Regions from separate parts of the Homo sapiens genome. Here region 1 is linked to region 2. The links are chromatin contacts, found by Hi-C or POLR2A ChIA-PET in ENCODE. All regions are on one chromosome and are shown on one strand. Each heading gives the region's core, a stretch centred on a gene start or an enhancer-like site at or near the end of the contact. The rest is flanking DNA. Distances are from core to core; before and after follow the strand shown.

Region 1 (7,459 bases), core at 4,852-7,351, 100 kb after region 2:
ATCTCTATTAAAAATATAAAATTAGCTGGGCGTGGTAGTGCACACCTGTAATTCCAGCTACTTGGGGGGCTGAGGCAGGAGAATCTCTTGAACCCGGGAGGCAGAGGTTGAGGTGAGTCCAGATTGCGCCACTATACTCCAGCCTGGGTGACAGTGTGAGACTCCATCTCAAAAAAAAAAAGTAACATTCTAGATAAATCCTTATCTTAAGTCATGGAAGTTTCTCAGATCCACAGGACTTTAAAAAGAATAACCCTTAAAAAACACTCATCAGTTTCTGAAATAGTGGCTGCCACACACTAGATATTCACCCAACTGAGGGATTATCACACTAGGCAAATCTCCGTCATCTCTAATTAAAATACATCACAACCAGTCACAACTGAAGTGTGTCAGGCCTCTGAGCCCAAGCTAAGCCATCATATCCCTTGTGACCTGCACGTATACATCCAGATGGCCTGAAGCCACTGAAGATCCACAAAAGAAGTGAAAATAGCCTTAACTGATGACATTCCACCATTGTAATTTGTTTCTGCCCCACCCTAACTGATCAATGTACTTTGTAATCTCCCCCACCCTTAAGAAGGTTCTTTGTAATTCTTTCCACCCTTGAGAATGTACTTTGTGAGATCCACCCCCTGCCCAAAAAACACATTACTCCTAACTTCACCGCCTATCCCAAAACCTATAAGAACTAATGATAATCCCACCACCCTTTGCTGACTCTCTTTTTGGACTCAGCCCACCTGCACCCAGGTGAAATAAACAGCCATGTTGCTCACAGAAAGCCTGTTTGGTGGTCTCTTCACACGGACGCGTGAGAAATGAAGATGCTGGAACCACAATCAAATATGCAAATTAATTTCATTTCCATATGTTTACATGTTTGTTAATTAAAACACTGCAGTTCTGAAATAAACTAGTATGTGATTTTTAAAAAAATGCCTACTGTTCTGTACATTTAAAAAATAAATAGGCTGAGCATGTGGTGGCTTATGCCTGTAATCCTAGCACTTTGAGGGGCTGAGACGGGAGGATCACTTAAGCCCAGGAGTCCCAGACCAGCCTGGGCAACACAGCAAGACCCCCATCTATAAAAAGTACAAAAATTAGCCGGATATGGTGGCTTCTATCTGTAGTCTCAGCTACTTGAGAGGCTGAGGTGGGAGGATCACCTGAACCTGGGAAGTCAAGAATGCATTGAGCCATGATCATGCCACTGTACTCCAGCCTGTCTCTTTGAGACAGAGCAAGACCCTGTCTCAAAAAATAAACAAACAATTATATGAGCTGCTAATGCTGAGTAAAAATGATATGCGGTTTAGGCTTGTTTTTCTGTGCTACTGTCCTTGCATGTGGTAACAGGGCAAAAGGAAGACAGCAAAACACTGTAATATATAGTGCTGTAATATATATTTTTCCAGATGTGCCAGGCAGCACATCTGGAAAAACAAGCCCCTGTGAGGAGTTGCAAACATTTAAGAGCCACAGCTAAGAAAAACAGCACTTGGCCGGGCATGATGGCTCCTGCCTGTAATCCCAGCACTTTGGGAGGCCACGAAGTCAGGAGATCAGGATTATCATGGCTAACACGGTAAAACCCCATCTTTACTAAAAATACAAAAAATTAGCCAGGCGTGGTGGCATGCACCTGTAGTCCCAGCTACTCAGGAGGCTGAGGCAGGAGAATCGTTTGAACCCAGGAGGTGAAGGTTACAGTGAGCCGAGATCGCGCCACTGTACTCCAGCATGGGCGACAGAGTGAGATTCCGTCTCAAAAAAAGAAAAAGAAAAAGAAAAAGAAAAACAGCACTCACTGATGGCTTCTATCTACCATAAACAATTTTCTTTTTCTTTTTAATTTTTTTGAGACGCAGTCTCACTCTATTGCCCAGGCTGGAGTGCAGTGGCACAATCTTGGCTCACTGCAACCTCTGCCTCTCAGGTTCAAGTGATTCTCCTGCCTCACCCTCACAAGTAGCTGGGATTACAGGCACCCGCCACCCCACCCAGCTAATTTTTGTTTTTTTGTTTTGTTTTTGTTTTTTGACTACCAGAAAATAAACACGAACTTTATTAATAGCAATAGAAAGGGTTTCCAATTTCTCAGAATGAAAATAACATGACACCAGTACAAGTGTTAAAACAGTAGGCCGGGAGCAGTGGCTCACGCCTGTAATACCAGCACTTTGGAAGGCCAAGGCGGGCATATCACCTGAGGTCGGGAGTTTGAGACCAGCCTGGCCAACGTGGTGAAACCCCATCTCTACTAAAAATACAAAAATTAGCCGGGCGTGGTGGCGGACTCCTGTAATCCCAGCTACTTGGGCAGCTGAGGCAGGAGAACTGCTTGACCCCGGGAGGCAGAGGTTGTGGTGAGCCAAGATCGAGCCATTGCACTCCAGCCTGGGTGACAGAGCAAGACTCCGTCTCAAATTAAAAAAAAAAAAAAAAAAAAAGAGTAAATGCCTACATTTCTTGTTCTGATAGCTTCCCACCACACACCAAAGGTTCCTCAAGGACAGCTGCCACAGAGCTGCTGCAAGAACATGTTTTCCACTGAGCGTAGTTTCACAGTCAACTACTCAAGCAGAAGACTAAAATATTATTTCTTTTTAGAAGATCTTGGTTGAGGGAGCACATATCAATATGGAGAACAGATCTTTGCTTCTCGAATTCAAGAAAAAACATTAATTAATCTATCAGTTTTTCTCCGATACAGTGTCCCAGAGTGCTCTGTGAAGAATCCTTTTACATCCCTACTACATGCCTGGGTGAAGGGAGAGGAGGGGGTGGCAAGCTGCCAGTACACCAGCAGGCACTCCTGGTGATGCTCTGGGCTCTGCTCCCTTTCTGCTGGTAATAGTAGGCATCTTTTCTGAAAGCTGCAGCAGCTTGATGTGGGGCGGTGGGGAGGAAGGGGCCACTTACCAATCACCTCTTCTTGAAGCCGTATTTTTTGCGTTCATAGAAGAGGTCTTAGAGCTCCCCAAATAGACAATCTTCAGGCAGCCATCCCTATTCTTCTCCTGGATGGTGCACTCCTTACAATAATAGGCATCAGAGACCCCAGGGCCTCCACAGATCACACAGAGCCCCGGTAAGATCCATAGTTACATTCATCACATATGCACACCAGAGTGCAGGGACGCACATAGGAGTCACAGATAACACATTTGCCATCACATTTTTCACACAGTCATCTGATGGCAACACCAGCCTGCTTGCGGCAAAAGATCAAATCAGGATGATGTTTAGCCATAGTTCCCAACTAAGCTGGCCACCACACAATTTTTGTATTTTTAGTAGAGACAGGGTTTCACCATGTTGGCCAGGCTGGTCTCGAACTCCTGACCTCGTGATCTACCCGCCTCACCCTCCGAAAGTGCTGGCATTACAGGTGTGAGCCACCGTGTGGCCCAATTTTTTCATCTGAAGAAATGCTCTAATTTCAAACAACAACAAATGAGAGCCATGGGGGAAAGGTCTAGAAGCTTCAGGAGCTGGGCTACAGTCACCATGAGGTGTGGTGCCTCTTTGGCTGAGTCTCACACAGGGAGGTAACCAGCCTAGCAACATGCACACTAACCATGACCAACCAATTCCCAGCCTGCGAATCAAAGAGTTTTAGGTCATCCAATGCCCTGACTACTCTAAAAAGAATTTCCCAAGGAACTGATCTATCAATAAGTTCACCAGGGCTGGACAGGTTGGCTCATCCCTGTAATCCCAGCACTTTTAGAGGCTGAGAAGGGAGGATTGCTTGAGGACAAGAGTTTAAGACCAGCCTGGGCAACACAGCAAGATCCCATCTCCACAAAAAAATATCCAGGCATGGTGGTGCCCACTTGTAGTCCCAGCTACTCCAGAGGCTGAGGCAGGAGGATCACTTGAGCCCGGGAATTCAAGGGAGCAGTGAGCTATGATCACACCAGTGCCTCCAACCCGCATGACAGAGCGAGATCTTGACTCAAAAAAAGAACGTAAAAAGAGGCTGGGTGCGGTGGCTCACACCTATAGTCCCAGCACGTTGAGAGGTCGAGGCCGGCGGATCACGAGGTCAGGAGATCGAGACCATCCTGGCTAACACGATGAAACCCCATCTCTACTAAAAATACAAAAAATTAGAGGAGTGTGGTGGTGGGCGCCTGTAGTCCCAACTACTCAGGAGGCGGAGGCAGGAGAATGGCATGAACCCGAACCCAGGAGGTGGAGCTTGCAGCGAGCCGAGATTGCACCACTGCACTCCAGCCTGGGCAACTGAGCGAGACTCTGTCTAAAATAAATAAATAAATAACTAAAGACAAAGAAAAAGAAAGAAAAAAAAGTTCTGGTCAGGCACGGTGGCTCATGCCTGTAAATCCCAGCACTTTGGGAGGCCGAGGCGGGTGGATTACCTGAGGTCAGGAGTTCGAAACCAGCCTGGCCAACGCGGTGAAATCCCATCTCTACTAAAAATACAAAAATTAGTTGGGCATGGTGGCGGGCACCTGTAATCCCAGCTACTTGGGAGGCTGAGGCAGGAGACCCGCTTGAACCCGGGAAGTGGAGGTTGCAGTGAGCCGAGATCGCACGATTGCACTCCAGCCTGGGTGACAGAGCGAGACTCCATCTCAAAAGAAAAAAAGAAGCTCCCTAGTATCTACGGTGTGCCAATCCCACAACAGGGCAGAGATGAACCACAGATCTGCCTTGTGCTTTCTTGATGCTGGTCTTCCAGGAAAGGAGTCAGAGGTCAGAAGACAAACCAGAAAAGTGCAAGCACACAAGACAGTTTCCGTCAGTGGTTAAGCCCTAAGAGGCAGCAAAGAAGTGCTAATTCATAAGAATGTGTATGTGCACTAAGGCCTTAAGCTACAGGCACACTGTTTTAGATACGGCCCCTACCAAAGACCCTCAATCCTTGAGGTAAGCTTTATTGAGATATAATTCACATGCCATATAATTCATCTGCTTAAAGTGAATACTTCAGTGGTTTTTAGTTTATTTCCAAGGTTGTGCGACCACCACCACTAGCTAACATTCTCATCCTCCCTAAAGATACCCCGTCTCTATGAGCAGTCACTCTTTACGCCCCCTCCCTAGCCCCGGGACAACCACGAGTCTTCCTGTCTCTATGGATTTGCCTGATCTGGACTCTTCATATTGATGGAATCACACAGCATGTGATGTGACACTTCACATCTGGCTTCTCCTACCCAGCATCATGTTTTCAAGGTGCACCCATGTTGCAGCCTGTGCCAATACTTCATTCCTCTTTATGGCTGAATAATACTCCATTGCATGGATGGACCACGTTTTGTTTTGTTTTCTTTCTTTTTTTTTTTTTTTTGAGAGAGAGTCTTGCTCTGTCACCTAGGCTGGAGTACAGTGGCGTGATCTCCGCTCACTGCAACCTCCGCCTCCCAGGTGCAAGTGATTCTCGCGCCTCAGCCTCCCGATTAGCTGGGATTACAGGCATATGCCACCACGCCCAGCTAATTTTTATATTTTTAGTAGAGACGGGGTTTCACCATGTTGGCCAGGCTGGTCTCGAACCCCTGACCTCAAATGATCCCCCCACCTTGGCCTCCCAAAGTGCTGGAATTACAGGTGTGAGCCATGGCGCCTGGACACACATTTTGTTTTTCTAGTTATCATGGACATCAGGTTGTTTTCAGATTCCTTAATCTGTATATTTATATACAATGATCCACTTCTCTGTCCAACAGACACTTTGGCAATGATAGGATGTTCTAGACCTTTCTATTATAGGAGGCACCAGCCCTGTGTGGCTGCTGAGACTTGAAATGTGGCTGGTGTGGCTGAGGAATGCACTGGTTAATTGCATTTGGTTTTAATTAATTCAAATGTAAACAGCCCTGCGTTGAGTATCTGGAGCCACCCAGCTGATGAGACTCAGGGGCTCAATTTGTGAGTTACCCTGAGACTGAGGGGAGGAAAGGATACTCCAATCAACCTGGAGAATAAGTCCCCCAGCTGCCGGGGTCTACTCCCACAAGAACCCTAAAGAAATGTACATGGGACTCAGCCCCAGGGTACAGCTAATTAGAAAAAGGATCTCAGTTCCAGAGAGGTGACTCATAGGCCTCAGGGTGACTGCTAGGACCCAGGAAAGCCCCATGAGCACCATGACACCCCAGCTTCCTGGCTGAATTTACAGAACCCGATTCTGTAATTGCAACAGATCCGACCAGCTGACGAGGAAGGGAAAGAATGAGAATGGCTTATGCCTGCCAACTACTAGCAAGGCCAATCATTAGTCAGGAAGACAAAAAGGCATTCCCTGATGTTATGCATTATTTACATTTACTCCTCTGAATGGGGCTCTGTGCGTTCCTACAGCACAGCAAGGGTTCCTGCAGCACAACAGCCCTGGCTGAGAAACTTCTTGTTCCCCAGAGACACAGTCACAGGGTGGAGAAGGCAAAGCAGGCCCCTTCTCAAGAACGGCCCAGGATGGGATGGCCGAGTGGGTCTGCAAGGGGCCTCTGGGGCTCAGCACACCGCCTCGGAGCTGCCTACCCACTCGAGATCTGAGATCCGAAGCTTTTCACACAAGCTGTCACTCATGCTCATGTGGAGGTAAAGCCTGACACATTCCAACGTGCCAGGCTGTCCCTGCTCTGGTGCCAAACACCACTGTGTGAATTCAGGCCACGCCTCAGTCCTCACTGGGAACATCAATGTGACAAACCTTATTTTTTATTTTTATATTTTTTTAGAGGCAGAGTCTCACTTTGTCGCCCAAGCTGGGGTGCAGTGGTGTGATCTCAGCTCACTGCAAACCTCACATCCCAGGTTCAAGTGATTCTTCTGCCTCAGCCTCCCGTGTAGCTAGGATTATAGGCACCCGCCACCATGCCCAGCTAGTTTTTGTATTTTTAGTAGAGATGGGTGGGTGAGGGAGGTGGGGGGGTGGTTCACCATATTGGCCAGGCTGGTCTCGAACTCCTGACCTCAGGTGATCCGTCTGCCTCAGCCTCCCAAAGTGCTGGGATTATAGGCGTGAGCCACTGTACCTGGCCAACGTGACACATCTTAAATCCAACGCTTTCGAATTCTGCAACATACCTAGTCCCAGGGTCTCAGCAAAGGGACTGTGGCCCGTATCTGGTTCTCCCAGCTAAATTCAAAGCTCTGCAACTAATCAGGGTTTATTTTGTTCTCAGAACAGCTCCTCTAGACACCGAGGAGGACAGCTGTTTCTGGGAAGGAGGGTTTGGGAGGAAATGCATACGCTGAGGGTGTCCTTGGCCTTCAGAGACCACCGCAGGGCAGGAACACCCAGACACTGTGGTGTGGTGAAGCTGACCCCAGGAGACAAGCTTTGAGGGACCTGCCTGCATACCTCCGACAGGCCATTCCTGGGGTTCACCAGGGACTGCTGGCAGTGCATCCGGTGATGCCAGGTTTACATGGAGGACCACGTTCTTTTCAGGCTGCTGTGAGTGATAAG
Region 2 (7,578 bases), core at 351-2,850:
AGACATTCACGGGGCCAGCCCCAAGCCCACCTACAGCCTTGCCCCCACCTGCCGCTCCCCTGTTGTGTCTGTCCATCCTGGTAGACTGAACCCTAAGGACAGAAATTCCTTTTATCCAGGGGTTCCTCCCCACTGCCTGCTATAGCACCTGCTTTTTAAATGAGCTCTCAGCAGATGTAAGGAATGAATGAATGAATGAATGAGGGAGAGGGGTATGTCTTTCCTGCATACCAGGCAGGCCTGTTCAGAGAACCACAAAGGTCCCAGCCTCCAAGGACAGCTCCTTCCCGGCACTGGCTGAGGGGACACTAAATATTAACCACGTACTGGCCGCTGGTTGCTGAGCAGCTGAAAGCCATAACCTTTTGCTGTGGAAGTGGGATCGTGTCTCAATTTAAGTTTATAATCCCGGCCTCTCCTCCAGGAAATTCTATGGAAGTTCCTGGCAGGTAACAGAATTTCTGTGCTTGTGAGGTCAGGGCCAGTGCCAGCGGGTCAGGGAGTGGGGGTGGTGCGTGTCAGCGAGCGGGTGAGACCATTTACGCTGATAACAGCCTGGCCTGCTTCCAGGGATTTTTGTAGGTCACATAAAATCTCTTGATCACTACGTTTTACATTAAGGCTTCTCAAGATGGGCAGGACGGGCTTATGGGATTTGTCCTGAACTATCACATCACTTCCAAATAAACTTGGTGCCCGGGACGGCTGCTGTGGAGTGAATGGCAGACGCTGTCCCTGGGCCACGATGCCATCCCTCTCAGCATGTTGGGCTAGATTTCCACTGGTTTTGTTTACTTTAGACAGTTTTTATAATTAAATATTTCCCTGAAATAATGCCTGCAATCATTTTGAGCCACATGCTCTTTTTCCTGAATTAAAGATCTCTTTTAGAAAGTACTGAGACTCTTAAAGCCTCTCTCCTTTAAAAAGTGAGCTTAACAAAGTTTTTCATTTTAGAAACTTAGAGGGGCCAGTGACCCTGCTGTGTGCGGTGTATGTAGAGGTGACTGGAGCCTGTGGTGCAGCAACAGTCCCCTGTGGGCTGGCGCCACACAGGAAGTGCCTGCAGCTCCACAGCCCTGGGGTGAGCCTGGCGCCTCCATTTTCTGACAGTACCTGAACCTTTACCTCCCTTCTCAAAATGAAGGCTGCGTGTCACAAACCGGTTGGAACTGGCCGTTGCCATGGTTTTCACGTTGGAAGGCACAGTTAAAGGGTCATGTGACCAAGGAGGGAAATGCCTTTGTCACATGACTTTTTGGTGGCCTGATTAGCATACAGGAAGTTCACTCCCTGCTGGCTGCTGGGATGCTGAGTGATCATTGATGGGTGGTGACATCATCTCTTGGATGAGTTATTGATTAGTCGCAGGCCAAGATGGGGCCAGGGAGCGCTGTGGGCAGAGCAGCCCTCTCAGGCAGCTTCAGCTGCTAGGTGGTCTGGACCCCTCGCCTACCCTCTTCCTTCAGGCAGGTTTGAATTTTATTAGACATCTCACCTCTGGAAGAAGCACACGCCCTCAATAAGATGATAAGAAGGGTTAAGTCCCTTAGAGCTTGGCTGTCATTTCATTTCAGCTCATGCTAGCCCAGGAATTGTGTCTGTAACTCTATACAAGATGCTGCCTTGGCCCCCTGCTCCCCTGTTCACTTTGGAGGCCACCTGGGTGGAGGCCAGCTGCTGCACCTCTGTGCTGAAGCCTTGGGACTGCCTGCCTCTGAGGTGCTCAGTGTGTGTACACGTCCAGGGAACCTGGAATTAGAGCCCTGAGGTCACCTTGAAAGTCGATCTTGGGCGGCATGGGGCCGGCAGCAAGGAGAGACATGCTGGCGGTTTGCTAAGACCTGAGTGAGGTGTCCTGGGTTACTTTAGAAACAAACTACCCGGTTCTGGGCTTCAGAATGTGGGCTGATAACCCCTTGCCTGGGGGATTGTATACTTCGAAATCGTACCTTTCTGTCCACGCCCAGGTCTCTGGTGAGAAGCTGCTTCATCAGGGCTAGGACCAGCGTTCAGGTACAGCCACCACGTAGCTGTGGTGGGTGGAATTAGGAGGGACCAGAGGAGAGCAAGTAAAGCGGTTCCTGAGTCCAGCATCTGGCGAGTCCAGGGTAGCATTGGTGAAGCCTTAACCTCTGGTGCTCTGTGTCTACCCTTCCCTGAGGACGCAGCTCATGGGTGTGGAGGGGACCTCAGAGGTCCCGAGGGCTGCTAGAGCAGAGTCAGGTTCTTCATCCTAGCGACTCTCCTCAACCCTGCCGGGGTCTAATTATCAACTAGACCCTGGCACAGCAAGAGCCAGGACAACTTTGAGCTGCGGCAACCAGTTAACTTTGTCCGAGTTTGTTCTCTGGGTCACAGTGCCACCTAGAGGACGTGTCTGTCCTTGGCTGGTTTTCCTGCTGACAAAAAAAATGGACTTGATTCACTTCGATGAATGTACAATGAGGCCGAGGCGGGCGGATCATCTGAGGTCAGGAGTTCAAGACCACCCTGGCCAGCATGGTGAAACCCTGTCTGTACAAAAATACAAAAAAAAAATTAGCCCGGCATGATGGTGCATGCCTGTAATCCAGCTACTCAGGAGGCTGAGGCAGGAGAATCACCTGAACCGGGGAGGTGGAGGTTGCAGTGAGCCGAGATTGCACTACGGCACTCCAGCCTGGGCGACAGAGCAAGACTCCATCTCAAAAAAGAAGAAAGAGAATACAATGAACCCAGATCATCAGGGACAGTTTGCCTTGTGCCGTCAGCAAATGGAGCTGCTTGGTTGGGGACAAAGTGCCATCTTTGGGACTTGCGTTGGGTCAGCGACACCACAGCAGGTGTTCAGCCTTGCGCCTTCAGTAGTGTCAGCTGTACACATACATCCTAGAGGATCGTTCACAGGAAAGGGAAAATCAGACTAGTGTGTTCCTGCCTGGGTCAAATGACTTGGGGTGCCTTGAGCACTTGTCTCGGAGCCTGGCCTGCAGTTAGCACAGAATGGATATTCACTGTTTCCCAGTTCTGATGAATAACAGCAGCTCATCAGCCACACTCTTAGACGTTTGTGACCATACTTTGACAAAATAACAAAAGAGGAAAGCCTGCAAGTACTTCCCCGATTGTCCCCTGGTGCTTCCCAACTGGTAGTGAGATGCCGTGGGCCGACGGTGAAAAGGGGAGGAACAGGCCTTAGGTCAAGTTCACAGGTGGAAGTGAGCTCCCCAGACCGTGGCAAATTCATTAGAAAGAAAAAGGTGTGGGGGCTGGAATCATGAGAACTGTCTCATGTTGCAGTTTTGAGCTGGGACTTACGGAGTGGGCAGCAGGGTAACAGGCAGAATGACCTTGGCATCCACGTGGGGCTGGAGGCAGCCAGCCAGAAACCAGTCCATGAGTAGATCAGGCAGGTGAAGAGTCTCTGGTCTTTGAGAGAACTTGTGTCCTAGTCAGTTTCAAAACAGACAGCCACTGCCGCCATGTGGGGCCCAAGAAGGGCCATCTAGCACCTGGTGCCACCTTGTGAGCAAGCTGGCAGCCTGTGGATACACCCCTCGGTCTTCTGGGGACAGGTTGGCTGCCAGGTGTGAGGGCTTTGGCCTGCCTGAGTGGAGAGAAGAAAATCTGGTTCACGCAGGGAGCTGGGCTCCCCTTCAAGGGGTTTCCACCATGGCCAGGGGCTGCGGGCTGGTGGCGAGGCACACACATGCCATCAGACCCAGCATGCTCAAGCCCCCACAATGGCTAACACTGAGCAGGGCCCCAGGATCCCGAGCCGAGTGTTTACCTGATCCGAGGCACACGGTAGAGGGAGCAGCCATGTTTTCCAAAGTCACCATGTCATGCTCAGGGGCATACGCACCCTCAGCCCTGGCGACATGGCGGCAGGCATGAAGTCCCTACCATCAGGGTGCCCACCTGGGCACTGGGATTGGGTGCCCTATGACGTGTGGGTAAGAAGAAGGAGGCAGCCTGGGAGCCATGGGGCAGGGCAGGGGATGTGGAGGATGCAGGGCAGACAGGGAACAGACGGGGAGGTCTCAGCTCCCTGCCATGTGTCCACAGGGGTGGGCACTGGGTCCAGCTGTCAAGGGCGCTCTGGTCACTACTGTCTCCACCCCACAGTGACATGAAGTCCGAGAGGAGACCCCCCTCACCTGACGTGATTGTGCTCTCCGACAACGAGCAGCCCTCGAGCCCGAGAGTGAATGGGCTGACCACGGTGGCCTTGAAGGAGACTAGCACCGAGGCCCTCATGGTGAGCCACGTGTTGGCGCTGCCGCCGGAGCCCCACTGTGCCCTTCCTACTCATGACACCCTCAGGTGGAGCTAGTGATGGCAGGGCCTCTGCTCCTCACCAAGGACGCTCCCTCTCAACCCTGTTCCTCTCGCCCCTGCAGAAAAGCAGTCCTGAAGAACGAGAAAGGATGATCAAGCAGCTGAAGGAAGAATTGAGGTTAGAAGAAGCAAAACTCGTGTTGTTGAAAAAGTTGCGGCAGAGTCAAATACAAAAGGAAGCCACCGCCCAGAAGGTGCGTGCCTGTCTCCCCTCCTTCCTGGGCCAGCAGGAGCGCCTGGCCTTGCCTTGATCCCCTCATCAATGTCAGCGGCCAGAAAGGTGAAAGGGCTTCCTTGAGGGAGTATAGGGCAAGGTCCCACTCCCGCATTTGTGGACTCCAGTGTGCATTTTGGATTCAGCTTACAAGATGTTAAAGTGAATTTCAGTCTAGAGTATTCTGGTTCTGAGGGTCTAAAGCTCACTTTTTTTTTTTTTTTTTTGAGATGGAATCTCACTCTGTCGCCAGGCTGGAGTGCATTGACGCAACCTTGGCTCACTGCAACCTCTGCCTCCTGGGTTCAGGTGATTCTCCCGCCTCAGCCTCCCGAGTAGCTGGGACTACAGGCGCGTGCCACCACACCCAGCTAATTTTTGTGTTTTTAGTGGAGACGGGGTTTCACCACATTGGCCAGGATGGTCTGGATCTCTTGACCTCGTGATCCGCCCACACGGGCCTCCCAAAGTGCTGGGATTACAGGCGTGAGCCACTGTGCCCGCCCTAAAGCTCACTTAGACAACAGGTGTCAAGGAAGTGGAGCACAGATGTCTGGTGCCGCTGGAAGCATGTTTCTGGGTGAAGCACTCTGTGCAGAAAGGCCGCCTGCACTGTGGGCGCAGGGGATGCCCCAGTCTCTACCATCATCCCTCCTGCTGTGTGCGTCTCAGTCCCCTCCCAGCTGCAAGTGTGCTGAGCTCCCGTGGATCTCAGCCCCAACTGTCGGGAGGGTCCTGCTTCTGTTTCTTCTTCCCTGGAGCCCGAAGCTCGCTGTTGCGCTGCTTCTAGATGCAGCTTAATGGGCAGCGAGGTTAAGTTTATTTTGTTAGGCTTTTTGAGTGCTCTGTTCTGGGAAACTCCGACCTTCCAAGTACTTTAGTCATTGCCTCAGTGACCCAGAAAGTAAGTGTGTTCTGGGCAGCAGGAGCTGAAGGAAGGACAGGACTCTCTCTGCTCTGGCTTGGGGTTTGTTTTTTGAAACCCTGCCCCCACTGCCCCCGCGCCCCCTCCCCGCCCCCCACCTTACACCTACCTAGTTAGCAAGTGGATTGGAAAGAGCCTGCTGGTTTCTTTTTTCTATTTCTTTGTCACTTGTCGAAAACTCATGGAGGGACACCAAGTCTGTCACTGGCCCTTCTCTACTGGAACATGCAGCTTTAAAAAGTGCCCAGAGTCACCGTTTTCTCACTGAGATTGAGATCTCCCTGTCTGGGCCATGGGTCCTTTGCCTCAGCAGTGCTGCCACCATCAGCCATTCTGTCCCCTAGAGGGCACAGCGGGTGCCAGGATACTGCGTGGGTGTCAGGGAGCAGCCAAGAAGTGATGCTGAGAGTAGGGGGTGGGGCTGCTGGAAAATCTCTTCTAGGCCCATGTAGAAATTGTCACTTCCCACTGCAGATGGGGTCACTTTCAGCCTTCAAGCAGAACCTCTGAGCGCCTGATGCCGTAGAGGAGGAAGACAGTCAGTCCTCTTCGGCAGCATTAAATCTTGGCAACTCCGTGTGAGGAGAGGGACCGGCCCGGTGGCCCCTCACCTCCTGGTGTCCTGCTCTCTTGCAGCCCACAGGTTCTGTTGGGAGCACCGTGACCACCCCTCCCCCGCTTGTTCGGGGCACTCAGAACATTCCTGCTGGCAAGCCATCACTCCAGGTCAGTGTCCTTTCTGCGTCTCACTGGGTGCCCTGCTGGCACTGCTGCTGTCAAGCACAGGCTCCTCGGGCTCCCAAACAGCCCTGGCCCAGGTTCTGCAAGAGGTTGCGCTTTCCTTCTGAGTAGGCTGGAGTGAGGCCCTCCAGCCCACAGCCTAGGGGAAGAAGCACACGTGCACTTTCCAAGCCCCACGGCCCAAAGTAGGCCACTGTTAATGTCACAGACAGAAATCATGGCCAACACTGGAAGGGGGCTTTCCAGTGAGCGCCCCTAGCAAGCCTGATCTCCCTTCGTGTTGACTCTTCCGGCCAGAGAGCCTCCTTCCAGGGCCTCCAGGTGAGGGGCAGAGGTTTTCTCCCAGCCATATGGCTGAGGTCAGAAGAGGCCCTCCTGCCCCTCCCTCTCAAACAGGCCTGAGCCCTCAGCTTGCTCTAGGGGGTGACCATGCCCATCCTGCCGTGGGCCGGCCAGTGTCACGTGAGAATGAACTGCCACGTTGGTGGGACTCACTCAGGAGTGAGCCCAGGTTTGCACGGCTCTGGGTGGAGTCACTATTCCTTGTTCCAGTATCTAGAATCAGTAGTCATCTTTCTTAATTTTGTGTTATACGTTTGCCTTGTTAGTTTGTTTGAGACAGGGTCTTGCTCTGTTACCCAGGCTGGAGTGCAGTGGCACGATCTCAGCTGACTGTAGCCTCTGCCTTCTAGGCTTAAGCCATCCTCCTGCCTCAGCCTCCCAAGTAGCCAGGATTACAGGCACACACCACCATGCCTGGGTAATTTTTCCATTTTTTGTAGAGATGAGGTTTCACTGTTACCCAGGCTGTTCTCAAACCCCTGGGCTCAAGATATCCACCCGCCTTGGCCTCCCAATGTGTTGGAATTACAGGCGTGAGCCACCACACCCAGCCAGCTTTTTTTTCTTTTTTTCTTTTTTTCTTTTTGAGATGGAGTCTTGCTCTGTCGCCCAGGCTGGAGTGCAGTGGCGCGATCTTGGGTCACTGCAACCTCCGCCTCCCAGGTTCAAGCAATTCTCCTGCCTCAGCCTTCTGAGTAGCTGGGACTACAGGCACGTGCCACCACGCCTGGCTAATTTTTGTATTTTTAGTAGAGATGGGGTTTCACCACGTTGGCCAGGCTGGTCTCAAACTTCTGACCTCATGATCTGCCTACCTCGGCCTCACAAAGTGCTGGGATTACAGGCATGTGCCACTGTGCCCATCCATAATTTTCTTTAACTTCTCTGCTACTTAAAAAAAAAAAAAAAAAAAAACTAGTATGTACTTTCATAAAAGCAGCAAAACTGCTTGCTTTAAAAAAAGTGTGGGGGGGTCCGGTCCATGTAAATCTGGGTCTTGGTATCGTTGGCAGACCTCTTCAGCTCGGATGCC

What was found. A loop is a pair of places that touch in the nucleus more often than their neighbours do. ChIA-PET counts read pairs that join two places held with the same protein, here RNA polymerase II (POLR2A). Pooled maps may share reads with other maps.
Region 1: a pooled map shows a loop between it and region 2 (3-fold over the local background). The contact joins two enhancer-like sites. A Hi-C loop is called at or near these places in 7 of 50 pooled maps. POLR2A ChIA-PET finds 5 or more read pairs at or near these places in 3 of 52 experiments (activated B cell, activated CD8-positive, alpha-beta memory T cell and activated T-cell).

What each region holds. Positions count from the first base shown.
Region 1 is chr19:19,585,155-19,592,613 of GRCh38, forward strand. All of the region lies in intron 2 of PBX4 (PBX homeobox 4), which reads right to left. It also overlaps the pseudogene PHF5AP1. Among named protein-coding and RNA genes, the nearest start is that of PBX4, 30 kb to the right of the region's middle. RefSeq lists enhancers at 5,979-6,138, 6,299-6,348. Within about 2 kb of position 6,102, at least 16 of the 41 ENCODE cell types and tissues checked have a DNase peak (open chromatin) inside an H3K27ac peak, as active enhancers do.
Region 2 is chr19:19,488,196-19,495,773 of GRCh38, forward strand. GATAD2A (GATA zinc finger domain containing 2A) reads left to right here. Exons shown (of 12, transcript NM_001384528.1): 3 at 4,111-4,243; 4 at 4,386-4,517; 5 at 6,099-6,188; 6 at 7,559-7,578. Among named protein-coding and RNA genes, the nearest start is that of TSSK6, 24 kb to the right of the region's middle. RefSeq lists enhancers at 1-764, 631-1,830, 765-1,548, 1,068-1,347, 2,106-2,355 and 2 more. Within about 2 kb of position 1,601, at least 40 of the 41 ENCODE cell types and tissues checked have a DNase peak (open chromatin) inside an H3K27ac peak, as active enhancers do.